Regions from separate parts of the Homo sapiens genome. Here region 2 is linked to region 1. Evidence: read pairs that join two places in POLR2A ChIA-PET (ENCODE). Cell type or tissue: PC-9. All regions are shown on one strand. Links, peaks and the distances in the headings refer to the core of each region. The heading gives the core; the rest is flanking DNA.

Evidence for each region. ChIA-PET counts read pairs that join two places held together with the same protein. Peaks named below come from ENCODE experiments on the same cell type or tissue, not always from the same donor. Only the 100,000 strongest peaks of a DNase experiment are listed, where the experiment ranks them.
Region 2: POLR2A ChIA-PET joins it to region 1 with 11 read pairs; 4 of 35 experiments call an interaction of 5 or more read pairs at or near these places.

The regions. Positions count from the first base shown.
Region 1 is chr10:22,980,825-22,986,210 of GRCh38, reverse strand. ARMC3 (armadillo repeat containing 3) reads right to left here. Exons shown (of 19, transcript NM_173081.5): 9 at 4,719-4,871; 10 at 4,511-4,616. Among named protein-coding and RNA genes, the nearest start is that of ARMC3, 55 kb to the right of the region's middle. In PC-9, for the core only: no CTCF peak of the experiment used is centred there; no DNase peak of the experiment used is centred there.
Region 2 is chr10:22,552,192-22,557,577 of GRCh38, reverse strand. All of the region lies in intron 6 of PIP4K2A (phosphatidylinositol-5-phosphate 4-kinase type 2 alpha), which reads left to right. LOC124902393 reads left to right here and starts at 2,283. Exons shown (of 1, transcript XM_047426113.1): 1 at 2,283-3,081. The coding sequence starts at 2,378. The coding sequence ends at 2,995. In PC-9, for the core only: no CTCF peak of the experiment used is centred there; no DNase peak of the experiment used is centred there.

The DNA of each region.
Region 1 (5,386 bases), core at 202-5,201:
GGACAGTGTTCTAGATGCTTGGGATGCATCAGTGAATTAAATAGATGAAGGCTGCTCCCTTCATGGATGCTAGTGGTTGGTGTGTGGCGCGGGGGGGGGGCGTGCAGTGCAGGGGTGTGGGGGTGCAGAAAATAAATGATGATAAGTGTACCAGGTGAGTTACATGCTATGTTAGAAAATGATAAGGGTATGTGAAAAGGGCAGCAGGGAAGGAGCGTTGAAAATATGCATGTGTGGAGTGCAATCTTAAGCCGTGTGGTAATGCTAAGTAGCTTCGCCAAGGTGACATTGTAACAGAGATGTAAACGGGGTGAGGGAGAGAACCACAGCCTGCATGGGAAGAGGTTTTCCAGGCAAGAGGGTGTCACTACAATGACCTAAGGCAAAATACTCCCGGAAGCGGAATTTACTTCCAGGATATATTTTATGTCTATTTTACTCTACAACATTAGCCCATTTGTAAGTAAAAGGATTCATGTTTGTTAATAATTTTTAACTACCATCCATATCCACGTATCCATAACTCAAATACCTGGAAATTTCACATAACCACAACATACACGAGAATTATCTGTGGGGGTAGGGAATGGCCTCTGAGAAGCAAAAATTATGTACATACCAAAGAGGCATCAGGCCCTCCTGTATGGCTTTTGTGTACAATTTGATAAAGCTGGGTTACCTGGAATCCAAGCTTTTCATGGACAGAAAGGAAGGATTTGAAAGGAACTCTGACAGGGAGGAAGTTAGAGCTCTGCCAATCAGATCCACTGATAGCAGTGAAAATGAAAAACTGACAGCTCTCAGAAGCTTGATAAGGAATCAACAAAATGCATCGAAGGTCAAAGGAGCTGCCCCCCTGAATTTATACCCAGTGAGTGGGACAAGTAGCCCCCCTTCCCCAAGGGGCACTGAGAACACCTCCGAGGGTCACATGGCAGTCATTTAGTCAAAATGGCAACCATAACTTTCCCCACCAAAGTTTAATAACAGCATAATCAGTTCAAAAGGCTGAGAGGGAGCTCACTGCAGAGGCTCAAACCTGTAATCCCAGCACTTTGGGAGGCCAAGGTAGGAGGATTGCTTGAGCTCAGGAGTTTGAGAGACCAGCCTGGGCAACATGGTAAGACCCCATCTCTAAAAAAAAAAAAAAAAAAAAAAAAAAAATGAAAAATTAACTGGGTGGGATGGTGCATGCCTGTAATCTCAGCTACCTGAAAGGCTGAGGCAGGAGGATCGCTTGAGCTCAGGAGGTTTAGGCTGCAGTGAGCTACGATTGTACCATTGCACTTCAGCCTGGGCAATAAAGTGACACCCTGTCTAAAAAAAAAACAGAAGGTTGAGAAGGAAAGATTTTAGAAGATTTTAATTCAAATTTATCGCAAATTTTTAAAAGTTTTTTTGGATTAAAAAAGTAAATTTTTAAAAATCCACTAAACTTGAGTATCTAAGAAACCTCATTCATGAATACCAAATGGGTAAGATCTTTTGGCATCAATTAAGGTGATGATCAGATTACTTCAATAAAGTTGAAAATCTTCTACATAGGGCTATGAATGGTCTGATTATTTATTTATGATTGCTACTAAAATTGCTCATCATCATACTATTTTATTATATTTGAGTGTGTTTTTTTGTTATGAGAAAGCAAGATGTGTGAAAATCTGAAATCAGATACATTAGACTATAAATTAATTTACATAAAGATTATAAAATTCTATTTTTAGATTACAAAAAGATTTTAATTAAAAAAAGCATTTGTTAGTTTTACAAAAAGCGTTACCACAAGTACATTTCTCCTTCCCTGTGTTGATTATTTAATTTAGAAAATTTTGATCTACCCACAATTTTCCAAGCAAAAACCTATTACATAAAGGAAATTGCACCAACATTATATGTTACCATGACAACACCAGCGATTACTCAATGCATGAAATGAGCCTCCAATTCCAGAAGATGCCCTGAGTTTAATAATTAGAGTTTAAAAATTCACTTTAGGCACATTAAGATATGCGTGTAGGAGAAGGGTTACGTTTTAACTACACGAAATTAGTATTTGCAACACTTATGTGCATTTTTAAAAATTAGGATAGCAATGATCAGATATTCAAACATCTATCAAATGCACCTGGAGGAAGTTAACTCTGGGCTTTTGTCTCCTATGCTACTTATGTATGACAGAAAAATAATTAGAAAACCTTGATTCCAACCACCCCAGCAGCAAAGCCACGATGCTTCCTGGGGAAATGATTGAATGGACCGCTACTAAAAGTGATGCCAGAAATACTCACCAATGCTGAGTTTAAGCTAACAATTTTTAAAAGACGATCTGAGTAGAAAATTATGTTATTAACAATAACCAATCACATTTGTAGTCACTTCTGTTATATTTGGCATTACTAATTAAACTCAAGGAGGCTTCTAGAAGGACTATGTGGTTTATTCGTGTTCATTCCTTTTGATTGACTCCAGAATCTTTTGCAACCTCAGTCTTCAGCATTTGGCATAAATCTGTCAAATTTGATTCCATATCCTCCTCAAAAGCATTCATCTTCAATATTTTTTAGCTCAGAAAATCCCAAGTAAAAATTATATAGACCTCAAGGAATATTCAGAAAGCCACTTTCATTCATGTTCCATTTCCCTTACAAAATACAAAATTTAAAAAAAACAGAATGGACAGTATATAATAGGTTAAAGAAATAACTGCAATTAAAAACTTACAAGAATAAAATTATATTATGTAACTAAAGTTGACTGTAGTAGAGAAGTCGGGCATCATTTAGTCCTGACTGACCTTTCTATGGTAACAAAATGGAACTAGGAGTCAGATGACAAAAATCTGTAAAATAGATAATTAAACTGAGAAAGATAATCTGAAGGAAGTCCCTTTTAGAACTACTTACCATCCTAATTTTCTATGATTTTATGTAAAATAAAGCAAAAAATGTAGGCCAGGCAAATTCACATCAAATCAAGACACCTATACACTCTGGAGGCCTGTTAAAAGTATTCTAGATCATATACAAATGTAAATGGACTGGAGCGAGAAATGGTTTAGTGTCTCTGATAAGATTTTTTTTTGCACCATGTGACCATACTGGAAAAACCACTGAATATGCTATTTTCAAACTGCTACTTAGAAGGACTCAATATTCCAGAAATTTGCATGCTTTCATAGAGATAATGATGACCCTTAATTTAGGAAATTACTGTGTCAAAGATTGTAGCTATTAAAGGAACACAGTTTTGTTTTGACACTTAATGCATTCCTCTTATGTTTTTATCAGGCAGTTAGATTTGTAGTCATTGCATTAGGATCTTATAATTTGTGTGGGAGAATAGAAAGGGAAAGAAAGGCTAAGAACTATTAAGTATGTGATGGAGGCAGAGGGAGATTTAGTTCAAGTTAGAAAAAGGGTAATTTTAGCCATGATATCACAAAGCAATAATAAATGAAAGCTAACTAACATACCAAATGAGATGGAGGCAGGGCAAATAATTATTTTATTTATGGAAGCTGCCTTCAATAAATTCTTACTGTCTTATAAGGCAGTCTTAATCTCCTGTAGAGGAAAGAACACAGACTTTGGAGTCTGACAGACCTGCATCGATTTCCAGCTCAGCTATTTCGATAAAAATGTGTACCTGGGAAAATTAAGTAAGCTTGAAAAGTCTCAGTTTCCTCAACTGCTGGCAGATTATTTTGATAATTTTTAAAATGAGTATAAATTACACACCAGAGTGCTTGGGATATAGAAGGCATTCCTATTCCTTAACTTTTCTTCACAGTATTTGCCCATAATATGCTTTGGTTTGTTTGTTTGTTTGTTTGAAGCGGAGCCTCGCTCTGTTGCACCCAGGCTGGAGTGCAATGGCACGAGCTCGGCTCACTGCAACCTCCACCTCCGGGGTTCAAGCGATTCAGCTGCCTCAGCCTCCTGACTAGCTGGGATTACAGGCGCATGCCACCACGCCCAGCTATTTTTTTGTATTTTTAGTATAGATGGGGCTTCACCATGTTGGTAAGGCTAGTCTCGAACTCCTGACCTCAAATGATCCACCCACCTTAGCCTCCCAAAGTGCTGAGATTACAGGTGGGAGCCACTGACCTTTTAAATGTTTCTATATTATCTAATGTTTATACCCTTTTAAGATGGATCTTTAAGCATTTTTCCAGATTTATCAAATGCTCATCCGATCTTGTCTTTAACATTTCCAGCATTATTCAGTCTTATTTGCAGAAGCTTCTACAAGAGTCCTCTTGGTCCCTGAAATCAAATGGCCTGCACATTTTCCCAACAAACTCAGAAACAGTAAAGATTTTGTAATATTTTTGGAAAACAGACCCATCTGATGATTCTGTTTCATAAGGGATTCTGAAGAATAACCCCAAGATAGACCATCTGAAGAAATTCATAGACTATCGTGAAAGTCAATATACTAACAGGAGAACATCTTGGACTGTGAATTGTCCCACAAGTCAGTGCTGGGTGAGGATCTCTGAACTTACTTTGCATTAGCAGGGTTGCAAGTGGTTAGGTTTGCCAGGGCTAGAGCTGCTGCTTCCCGTACCTCTTCATTGTCACTTTTTAGCAACTGAATTAACTGTGGAATCCCTACAGAAAGAGAAAGGTAAAAATGTGACTTTTAAAATGCCCATGTGCACTAAAATACGGTAACCTAAAAATGCTCAAAAGAATTGTTTCCAGTTGACTTACCCTGATTATTGAAAAAATCTTTGCTGCCTGAATTCTCACACATTGCTGAAATAGCTTGGGAAGCAGCAATTTTAGTTCCATCATTTTCAGAACCCAAAAGGGCTACAAGGCACTTTTCAACCTCTTGTTCATGAAAAAGTTTTCTATTTTCAGCTTTCATACACCAAAGGGAAAAAAATTCAGAATTTTAATGCAAAAACTGCGAAGTATTACTACTTTCCCATCCAAAGTCTAATAGGAATTCAAACAATTTGGTAGTTTTAGTACCAGAGTCTAAACTAGACAAAATCTACAACTATTTAACTTTAGAATACAGTAATTATGCAAAATGAATCATGGATGTTTTTTCCTATTCCCTTGTATGAGATCAATACTACGGCCAAGGAAAGTCTGTACTAGGAAAAAGGCAAGTTTTTGGATTTAGCAAGCACTGATTTAACACCTGTCATGCACCTGACCTGGTATTCAGTGTTCACAGGCTATTTGTTCACTAAGGACAAAATCCAGTTTATCTGATGGTTCTTTTAAATATAAAACCCAATATTGGAAGAATGCCTAAGATGTGCAAACTGGTGAGCTAGATGCTTACGACCTTCAGGAGAAGAGCAGAGGAGAGGAGAAAGTAAAAATGAGTTGTAAAGTATGATCCTGAGTCTTAAGAAATTTAT
Region 2 (5,386 bases), core at 320-5,319, 430 kb after region 1:
AGAATATCCAATATTGCTCAACTCCATATGAATGACAGCAGTTATGCATCAAATTACAGAACCTCATGAAATAAGCACATATGTACACATACACGTGAGTTAATTCCCACTTCAAACAAACAAAGCATTTAACTCTTTTGGTAAACACATTGTTTTGGTTTTGGTTTTAGAGATTCTGCAAAAGTTCTTAGTCATTTGGAATTTTTAAGCATAAAAGTACTAAATAATATTAAGCAGGAATTTTTTAGGTGTTGCTTTTTAGCTCCTTTTTATCAGTTCTGGGAAGCAAACAGTGCTGCATCTCCTTTGCTCTCATAGAATTCTGTAATTTTTATACCACAGGTCTCTGCTAAAAGGCGGCATGTGTTTAGAAATTCTAAAAATGAGGGCTCTGAACTTTGTAACTGTCCTGATACGTTTTCCCTTTTTTAATCCCAACCCCCTGGCCAAATCTGTCCTTAGAGATCATTGATACCTTGTATTGAACCCTAGGGCGTAAGTAATTCCGTTGAGAGGCTTTTATACACTGAAAGCCTTACGCGTGTGTTGGTTATCTTCAGGCTCTGACTCAGCTGAGTGTGCATCTCACTTCGCACATTCATGTTGTGTCTTAATGACACACAAACTATTTTTGACCATGACCTGTATTGTCACACAGTGTGTTTCTTACTGTTGACTTACAGTAGACTTGCTGAGGCCTGTGATGCTGTGCTTTAAAAGCCAAAAACTTTGCAAAATGAGGGAGAAATGTCTATAATAAATGTATTATATATACACAAATGTTTATAATAAATTTTCTTTTTACAACTCATAGCAAGTTAAATGTTCCCAGTGGGTTCACTGCTCCCTAGGAGTGAGTTCACCATTCCCTAGTATTTTGGTTATATTTTCTGGCTACTAAGATTTCAGCTTCTGTGGATTTTTGCTTTAGGTCAGCAAAACAGCATTCACTAAATTATCCACTATTATAATGTGCTGAGAAAAAACTAACCCATGGAAAATTAAGGTAAGACAGAAGTCAGCAAATTTCTGTCTTTGGCCAGATACGTAAAATCATTACATTTTATTCCATATATTGAATAAAGATCATAAATTTCAAATTCTTTATTACTTCAGGAATTTAACCAGTCCAATTTTTATGATAAGATAGGGACATTTTACTCTCATTTGGGTTTCAGTTTAAACAAAAGGTCTTTTCAGTGAGGTTTCCTACTAGGAATAGCTTTTGCAGGTGATCACAGAGGTTTTTCTAGCTGGTAGCATTCACAATTGAGGTTTGCAAAGCAGTGTAGGGAACTAGAGCCGCCACGACAGGGAGGTTGGCGCCTCGGGCCATGTCACCTTCGATGCATCCTGTCTCATGTGCCCTCTGTGTTCCCCGTGGGTCCTGTGTAGTGAAATGAAATACTAACTTTGCCCTCATGTATGGTAGGTTTGTGTGCAGTGTGCAGTGACAAAAGTGTCTTCCAAATTTGAAGACAGTATGTAGAGAATTCATGTGACATGTTTGTAACTAGCAGATAAAACCTAAAAACAAAGGAAATTTTAAACATCGTTTAAATAAAGCTTGTCGCTCACGGGCTGCATGGGGCCCAGGACGGCTTTGAATGTGGCCCAGTACAAATCCGTAAACTTTCTTAAAACATGATGAGATTTTCTTGTGATTTTTTTTTTTTTTTTAAGCTCATCAGCTCTCATTAGTGTTCACTGATTCTATGTGTGGCCCAAGACAATTCTTCTTCCAGTGTGGCCCAGGGAAGCTAAAAGATTGGACCCCCAGGTTTAGATTACCGACATCATAAATTGTTTTTTTTTTTTAATTATCCAGGTATCAACTAGAAGGTATCCTAAGTTTAAAGACCCTATTTTAGAAGAAATAGACATAGCAAGTTACTATTGCCAGGCACTATGTGCTTTGTGTCATTTGATTTACACACTAACCCTATTACATAGGTACAGTATTATTAATTACCCATTATATAAGTAAGGAAACTGAGGTTTGGGCAGACTAAGCAACTGGCCCAGAACATCACAGCTAGTGTTAAAATGTTAAATATGTCAGTATATTTTTTAAAAGAAAAATCTTGCTCTGGATTGATCAGCGATGCGCTTTTCCTAGATCCATAAGCCATACTTGAGAACATGATTAGCATATAACGACGTTTGTATATAACACACTGTGTGGCAGGCACCATTTTAGGCCTTTTTACATGTGTGAACTCATGCAACCCTCACAACCCTATGTTTGCAAATCCCCCTTTAAAGATGGGAAACCAAGTCACAGAGAGGTAACTTAACTTGCCAGAGTCACATAGCTAATAATTGGAGTTGCGGAGCTACAACCCAGGCAGCCTGGATCTAGTGTGTTCACATAACCATGGGCTTCAGTTTGTCTCCTACGTGGAAAGCTGAGCCATGCCTAGTCGACCTGGGGTCGGGCATCACTCCGTATGACAGTGAAGGGCTCATTTTATCCGAACGGGAAGCAGGACAGCCAGGCTGCGGGGGGAACGGCGTCCCTCTGCTGATGCCTGTGGCTGTGTTTGTGCATTTACACGTCACATTAGCGGAGATGAATGCCACTTGGAATCCAACCCACCGCAGCAGATTACCTCATGCAAGAGAGAAAACAGCCCTGCCTGTGCTAGCCTGGCTCTGCGTTGGGCTGTATTTACTCACGGGGCCTCAGCTGGCCAGGGCCTTGGAGCAGCTCTGGGGCCCCCGACCCGGGCAGGAATCCCAGCTCAGGACTAGACGCACAGAGGAGGACGGGGTGGGGAAGAGCAGTTCCCTCCCATACCCTCGTCCCCTCCCAGCAAGTACAGAGGGTCGTACAGCAATCGTCCCGCCTTACTTAGAGGCTCTGATCTGCACAAAACTGGCCAGAGCTGAATTCAGCGCAAATAAAGACTCGGCCCGCCGCCACTTCAGAAAGGTTGCTGACCGCTGGCTGGAAGCCGGCCTCGGAGAGTCCACAGCTGAGAAGCATTTCTGAGCTGTCTTTAGTTAGCCCTGGGGGTTTCTTCCACCCTCTGGCTGTTTCTGCACTGAACTAGAAAAGATATCAAAGACACTCATTAAAGAACCAGACCCAGTGACTACAAGCTTGGAAAACTCTAAGCGCAAATAATCCAGTGTTTAAAAGCAAAGTGTAGAATCTGTTGCTACATTAAGCTGTCGCTGCCCACAGTTAATTTTCTGCTGCTCTGCAGACGTCATCTTTGTAGGCAGTTTTACACCAAGAGTTTATTAAGTTCATTAAATCATAGTATAGTTTTCCACATTTAAAAAAAAGATGTTTCTAATATAAGCACTGCTCATTATCAGAGAGATATATTGAAATTTCTTTTAAAAAGCTAAGTAGTAAGATTTTCTTGAGAGTGAATCATTGTCAGGTGACTTAACCTTTGTCATCTCGTTTTTTTCTTTTTGTTTTTGAGGTAGGGTCTTACTATGTCACCCAGGCTGGAGTGCAGTGGCGCGATCATGGCTCTCTGCAACTTTGACCTCCCGGGCTCAAGCGATCCTCCTACCTCAGCCTCCCAAATAGCTGGGATGAGAGGCACACACCACCACGGTTATCTCATATGTTTTATTACTTTTTTGTAGAGATGGAGTCTCACTATGTTAGCCAGACTGGTCTCGAACTTCTGGGCTCCAGTGAACCTCCTGTCTCAGAGTCCCAAAGTGCTGAGATTGCAGGTGTGAGCCGCCACGCCCAGCCTATCTTGTTCTTAATTTAAAAAGAACAGTTAAGTTTTTGTAAAAAAAAAAAAAAAAAAAAAAAAGTTTTTCAACCTGTAATACCCATTTCAAGTCTGTGCGCTTTATTAAATGCTCACAGTGATGATGATGACGATGGGGGTGGTGATGGGGATTATAAGCACCACTATTTGAATCTGTCACATGGTTTCTGATTGAGTTCCCAGCACAACTCTACCTTAGCAGAATGATTAAGGTTCCCATCTCAGCTCATCACTCACCAAACTCTGAGACCTTAGTTAAATTGCATGATCTCAGTTTCCTTGAATGTAAAACGTGAATAATAGTTAAGGTTGTTGCAAAGACTGAAGATAGATGATAGATGTGAATAAAATGACGCACACAAAGTGCTAAGCAGGTTACCTAAGGCTGCTGCGTGTTTTCCCCTTTCTGCATCTATGGAAACAGGCTGGAGAGGTCCAGGAACCTGGCCCCTGGTCCCTGGCAAGCAAGGGGTGGAACCAGGATTGCAACCTCAGGATTCATGACCCCAAAACCTTCGTGCCCCTGAGCACTCTGTCTTGCAGCAAGCATTTGGGAGGTTGATATCTGTAGGCCAGTGTTAGATTCCATGCTGGCAGCTGCCCTGCCAGGATCCGCCTTCGCCTCTTGATCCTTTCAGTAAGCCCTTAAGTCTTTTAGCCAATCTGGGTGCCCTTTTTTGAGCTTGATCCAATCTAAATACGACCCTAGTGCCTGTGAAATTCACAAGTCAGCTTAGTCATAGAGTACATGGTGTCCAGAGTTTTATGAGGTAGGATTATACTTTCCCTGTCACATGAGGTAATTCTGCTGGGGTGAACCTGAAGTGGCATTCATCTTCATTAATGTGACTTGTGTTACAAACACACATCCAGCATGTAATTTACTGCCTTGTCGGGGGTCTGTCATCTCTGCCTTCAGGTTTCTCACATTTATACAAAACCAGAAAAAAACACCCTCTACCCTTCTTTTCTTACACTTATAAAATGGGTTGTGGAATTGAGGCAGATATCCTTAACACCCCCACCCACACGCCTCCCATCGCCAACACATAATGACACAGAAATGCCCAAGGTGTCTGCTGGGAAAATTACGATCCTTCTCCATCTCTCCTGTTTTTGTGTGTAGGTCTGGCTTCAACCCTTTTTTCTAACGTGCTTCCAATTTTCTGTTTTGGGCAGTGCTTATGTTCTCACTGCCCTCTGAGTTTTGTTAAACTTCAGAACCTTGCATTTCATTCTTGGTGAAACTTCATTATGTTTACAGTTCTAATAGGAGAGAAACCTTATAATCTAGTGTGATGAACTCAAACATTTTAATATTGTGCTGTCTTCACATTTCAAGGTTTGTGGGAATGGGGGGTGCACGTATTGCATTATTTTAAAATTATTAATGACAGATTTAGGGGGTAAGTCTAGCAGGCGCATCCTGACATTTTGTGAAGAATGGCGTTGCATTCTCATTTCTTAAAGACTCAATAACTCAGCATAAAAGTGTTTGGAATTAGATCAGTCTTTCCTAGAATCTTAGTATTTATCTTTACATCTTACATACACATCCCATCCTGCTTTATTTTCTACCTACGTGCTTTCATATCATTCTCCCGTACGAGATTACAAACTCCTTTACAGCAGAAATTGTG